Regions from separate parts of the Homo sapiens genome. Here region 1 is linked to region 2. Evidence: read pairs that join two places in POLR2A ChIA-PET (ENCODE). Cell type or tissue: Caco-2. All regions are shown on one strand. Links, peaks and the distances in the headings refer to the core of each region. The heading gives the core; the rest is flanking DNA.

Region 1 (2,820 bases), core at 6-2,505, 110 kb after region 2:
AGCAACGTGGGGTGATTGTTTTTAAGACCTTCACAAAACCATTTCCTCCCTCATTTCATTATGATTGTGAAATTGCTTTGGAATTTTGGAACTGTGATACTTTTACTGTATGCCTTTCATAAAAAGCCAAAGTCTAAATGCTTTTAAAAATATATATACGAGGAGCTGTGGAAGGAAGGGAGGAGGGAAACAATTTGTTACTGGATACTTTCTTGTAAAAAAAAAATTTTAATGTAGTTATCACTGGATGTTTTTTCTTTACAATTGCAGTTCACAACTCTTTTCCTCCTCTTTTACTAGGATGAAGGTGAATTTTAACAAAAGCAAGAAATATTTTAAAGGCAGAGAGCAAGTGGGCAGCCAGGGAAAGCTTTGTGTTTGTTTTTATGACTTGTGTTTTGACTTGGCAGATGTTCAAGGTTATTCTGCCTAACCAAATAATCCACACTGCTTCCATATCAGCAATAGCTGAGCTACCCTTCCAAGGGGCGCCCGCCGTAGTCTTCTGTTAAGATGTTATGCGGGACCTAAACCCTTGTCTTGCACTGAAATCAGTGCAGCGCTGACACCCCCACAGCCCCTTGGTTCTTTTGCTCTCACAGCCATTGAACGTCTGCTTCTGAGAGAGTCACCCAGGAGTACATAACCGACAGCTTTTTCTTAGATGGCTTCATCTGTTCGCACTCATCACCAGACCATTAATGCTGACTTTTCCCCCATGAAACTCAAGTGTAAAAGTAGGAAAATAATTGGATTTTTTATCCAAAAATCATTGGCACTTAGGACAAAGACCAAAGTCAGAAAAAGGAAAAAGCAGACAGATTTAGAAATTTTAAAAATTAGATATGTCTTTGACTTTTACAGGTGAAGTAAGAGCCATACTTAGGATTATAATCCATAAAAAAAAATTAGGGGACAAATTAGGTGAAATAAAATCCAGAACTTCCAGATGATGACAGCACTAAGGCATTACTTGTACACATCTACTCCACATATTTCTGCCCCAGGATACTGAGATTTTTTTTCTCCCCTCTTGGTTCTTAGAAGCATACAATTTAGTGTGTTCATATGCATGCCTCATTTATGCCTGGAAAAGACAGAAAGAAAACCCTTTAGTAAGGACTGTGATTCAAAATATGTATTACATTGACTTATTACCTACATTATCACTGTGTGTCAGGAAGCATATTGCTCACAGGTGGGATGCACAGTAATTTGGAAATACTCATTTTGGCCTTGGCATAGGATGACCTTGTCCTACTGCAGATTCATGCCCTGTGGCTATATTAGTTCCTAGGGCTGCCATAACAAATACCACAGACTAGGTGGCTTAATACACTAGAAATGGATTGTCTCACAGTCCTGGATGCTCGAAGGTAAAAATCAAGGTGTCAGCAGGGTGAGCAGGGCCGTGCTTCCTCTGAGACTCTGCAGAGAATCCTTCCTTAACTCTTCTTGGTTTCCAGAAGTTTGTCAGCAGTCTTTGGCATTCCTTAGCTTGCAGCTGCGTAACTCCAGTCTCTGCCTCCGCCGTCAAACGGCACTCTCCCTGTATGTCTTCGTGTTTTCACATGGCTGTCGTCTTATAAGATGATACCAGCTGTGTTGGGTTTTGCCTGTTCTACTCCAGTATGACCTCATCTTAATGAATTTCATCTGCAAAGATCCTATTTCCAAATGAAGTCACATTCTGAGGTACTGAAGTTTAGGACTTCAATATATCATTTTGCTGGGGAGGACGCAATTTAACCCACAACAGTGCCTAGACTTCTGCTTCAGAGCTCAGAATGTTACCTGTTTTCCTGTAACGGACTAGCTGTACGAAACCTTCATTTACTTCTCTCCTCAACCTTTATTTTTTCCTCCTTAGCAGTGTTCTTCCTTGGAGATGATAACCTTGTGTCAAGGTCATTGAGAAAAGAAAGACTATTAGAGCCAAACTTCTTTGTCTCCACCTCTCCCCATTCCATCTCAACAAATCTCTCCCCCACATTTGTTTTTTAATCACTCTTCTGATGGCATTGATATGCCCTTCCTCATTGTCTCAAAAACAAGCACCTCTATGGGAATGTAAAATGATGCAGCCACTATGGAAAACAGTATGTCAGTTTCTCAAAAAAAATTAAAAACAGAATTACCATAAGATCCAATATTCTGCTTCTGGATATTTAGCCACCAGAACTGAAACAGGGTCTACAAGAGATATTTGTATACCCACATGCATTACTAGCATTATTCACAATAGCCAAAATGTGGAGGCAATGAATGAATGGATAAACCAAGTGTGGTATGTACATATGTTTTAGTCTTTCCAGGCTGCTGTAACAGAATACCAAATACTACATGGCTTATAAATAACAGAAACTTATTTCTTACAGTTCTGGGGGCTGGGAAATCCAAGATCAAGGTGCCAGCACATTCTTGTCTGGAGAGGGCCTGCTTCCTGGATCATAGACAACTGTCTTCTTCCGATGTCTTCACATGATGGAAAGAGTGAGGGGGATCTCTGGGGCCTCTTATAAGGGCACTACCTTTCATGAAGGATCCACTGCCATGACTTAATCACCTTCCAAAGGCTGCACCTCCTACCTAATATTAATACCCTCACCTTGGGGGTTAGGATTTCAACATGTGAATTTCAGCAAGGAGACAACCATTTAGACCATAGCAATATACCATGAAATATTTTTCCGCCTTAAAAAGGAAATTCTGGGCTGGGCGCAGTGGCTCACGCCTGTAATTCCAGCACTTTGGGAGACCGAAGTGGGCAGATTGCCTGAGCTCAGGAGTTCACAACCAGCCTGGGCAACACAGTGAAAT
Region 2 (2,820 bases), core at 119-2,618:
TTGTTTTAAAAATAAGGAAAAAAAATTAGGTAAGGAATATGGGTAGATATTTTTGCCACTTTTCAGCTTCAAGACGTAGATCTAATTACTTAGCTACTTTGAACCTTATAAATTGGGAATAATAGTATTAACCTTGCAGGGATGTATAAAGATTAGAATAGTGTATCCAAAATGCCTGGCACACATTAGGTAGGCCCTCAATAAATGATGATATTTGTTCTTACATAAAGGTTATGCTGCTGAAGTACTTCCAGCAAATCATTCTTTTTTTCCAGCCCTAGTTAATTTCTATTGCTTAAGTAGTCCATACTCACTTCTAAAAGGTAGAAAATTAAAAATAGTTAAGTAACTTATCTAAGCTCACACAGTAATGGAATGGTTAAACTGGGATTCAGAGCTTGCAAGTGTAACTCCAGAGCCCGTTCTCCTAAATAACACACATATTTGTAAGTCCCAGCAGGTACAGTTGTTTTATTTCATATGGCTATAGCTACAGAAGAGAAGCAGTCTTCTTTTCTCCACGTATTGTCTATTTTCATCTCTCTGTAACTCCTTGGGTACTTTAAAAATGAAAAAGTGACCTACACCTTTGTTTCTCTGGATCGGATGTCATCTAGGAAGTATGTATTTGGCTTCAGTTTGTTTCACTGGCAGTTTTTTGCAACTATCAGAGGATGGAATTTTGCTTTGTCATCTGACCCAAGCACAAACTTAGGTAAATTTATGAGAACGGGCCAATTTCTACAGAAAAGCTGACTCTAGTGAAAGATTTTTCTTCCCCAAGTCAATTTTTTAATTTGTATTTGATCTGTTCTGCATGGTGTTTGGCCCTCCTCTTTGCAAGTTTTGCAATTTCACTGTCCAACAAGCAGTATCTGGTAGGAGTTTTAATAAGACTCTTCACCCTTCTTTGTGCTCAAGAAAATATTGTCAGCACTCTTCCATTCCCTCAGAAACAGGATCCCACCCACTCTGACATAGCTGTTCCACACAAGAAACCAAACATGTAAACCCTAAACAAAGAGAGTTTGATGCCAAGGGTTACTTTTTCTCTTTATTCTGTAATATATTTATACACTTTTGCTCAATATCAAACTATTTGAAGTCATTATAAATAAATCCAGAAATATGTGCTTTATAGCCTCAATATGAGCAAATACCAGGCCAGAACTGACCAAATGCACAAACAAAAAAAAAAATCAGCCTCAAATTAGATTTCATGGTGCAATTATTTCATATATTTCTGAAAACTGTTCTTTTAAAATATCTACTGTTTTCTTCCATCTTTTCAATTGTCTCCAAGTCTTCTGCCACCCCCACCTAGAAAAAGAGTCTTTTGTTTGCATTAGGACATTTACATAGGCATTTCTTTTCTGGAGAAATATGACAGCAGCTGAGATAGCACAGGCCTTGTTAATACTTAACACTGAATAAACAGGGCAGGTAATGACCATTGTAATACTTCCAAATGCAGTACAGCAACACAGTTGACAAAGGTCAGGAGGGAAAAAAAATAGCATTGGTGTTTGCAGTGGGAAGAATCTTCTGAAATGAGACTTGAGAAAACAAGGCATATGTCCTGTGTCTTAAAGCCTTTGTTGAAGGGAAGACTACCAAGCTCCCTCAGAACTGGTGTTCCAAGATTTGTAATCTCAATACTGAGAAAGATGGAAACATAAGGACAAACTTTAGTACTAGGAAATCCTCACAGTACCCAGGGCTTTAATATTTCGTCATATAAATTAGGCAGTCAGGTCAACCTACCTAAATATTGTATTAAAGGCACCCTTTTATACCAACTTCGCCCAAAACACTCCCAGCTGCTCATTGTACACTGAAGTTACACAGTGTATCTTTTCAAGGACCTTGCAGTCTTTGTGAAAAGGACTTCGGTGCTTCCAAGAGTAGCTCTCAGGAGACACCTCTTAGATGAGGTGTTGTTTTCTGGAAAGGTGCCTAAGTTCCTAGATTGTATAGCAGTGGAAAGATTGAGGCTCTAACATATATTTCAGAGAGCTGCCTTATGTTGTTGGCCGTGTTCATAAGCAAGATCCAGTCATCTGGGTGAATGAGGAGCTGCCCATCTTCCTAGGCCAGAGGCTTAAGAGTCTATTTGTTCATGCATTCATTCCTCACTCATTAGGTATTTATAGAGTAGCATCTGCTATGGGTCAGGCTGTTTTCTCAGCGCTGGGGATAAATAGTGAACAAAACATTGTCAAAGAGCTTTGGGTCTAGTGGGGAAGACAGACAAGTAAACAGATCATTGTAATATGGTGAAGTAATTAATTACAGGGTGACTAAGGTATACTTCACTCAGGCTTCTGAGGGACCTGCAAAGGTTTTACATAAAAAGTGTCTTTGAAGCCCAAAGATTTATTAGGATTTTGTCAGTGTTGTGTAGGGAGAGTTTTCTAAACTGAAAAAACATATCCAAATCCCTGGAAAAAGAATATGGTCAGTTAGGGGAACTGAAAGTAGTTCAGTGTGGGCGGAGGGCAGAGTTAACCTAAAAGATTAGTGAACAGAAAAACAATTAGAACCCAAGTTTGTCAAGAGGTTGAGGTTTAAACAACAATTTGGAAAAGAGAAAAAAAATTATTCTTCAGTTACTAATTTTGCACATATTAGCAATTTGAATTGAGAGGTTTTGTAAGACTTCATTTATTTTTAAGTATTTTTTCATTTTTCTTGTCTTTTTTATTTCTAGTTTATTGTCAGTTATGACTGCTCTGTGTTAATTATAATTATGAAAAGTTGAGAAAACATATATGTGCCCCAACATTAAGGGATTAGTTACATAAGTTATAATAAGTTAAA

The links. ChIA-PET counts read pairs that join two places held together with the same protein. Peaks named below come from ENCODE experiments on the same cell type or tissue, not always from the same donor. Only the 100,000 strongest peaks of a DNase experiment are listed, where the experiment ranks them.
Region 1: POLR2A ChIA-PET joins it to region 2 with 5 read pairs; 2 of 35 experiments call an interaction of 5 or more read pairs at or near these places.

What each region holds. Positions count from the first base shown.
Region 1 is chr4:139,911,410-139,914,229 of GRCh38, reverse strand. The region is part of intron 1 of MAML3 (mastermind like transcriptional coactivator 3); the gene reads left to right. Among named protein-coding and RNA genes, the nearest start is that of MAML3-AS1, 220 kb to the left of the region's middle. In Caco-2, for the core only: no CTCF peak of the experiment used is centred there; no DNase peak of the experiment used is centred there.
Region 2 is chr4:140,018,790-140,021,609 of GRCh38, reverse strand. All of the region lies in intron 1 of MAML3 (mastermind like transcriptional coactivator 3), which reads left to right. It overlaps LOC124900783 (a long non-coding RNA gene), which reads right to left. Exons shown (of 3, transcript XR_007058278.1): 1 at 1-2,820. Among named protein-coding and RNA genes, the nearest start is that of MAML3-AS1, 110 kb to the left of the region's middle. In Caco-2, for the core only: no CTCF peak of the experiment used is centred there; DNase peaks (open chromatin) are centred at 1,449 and 2,099.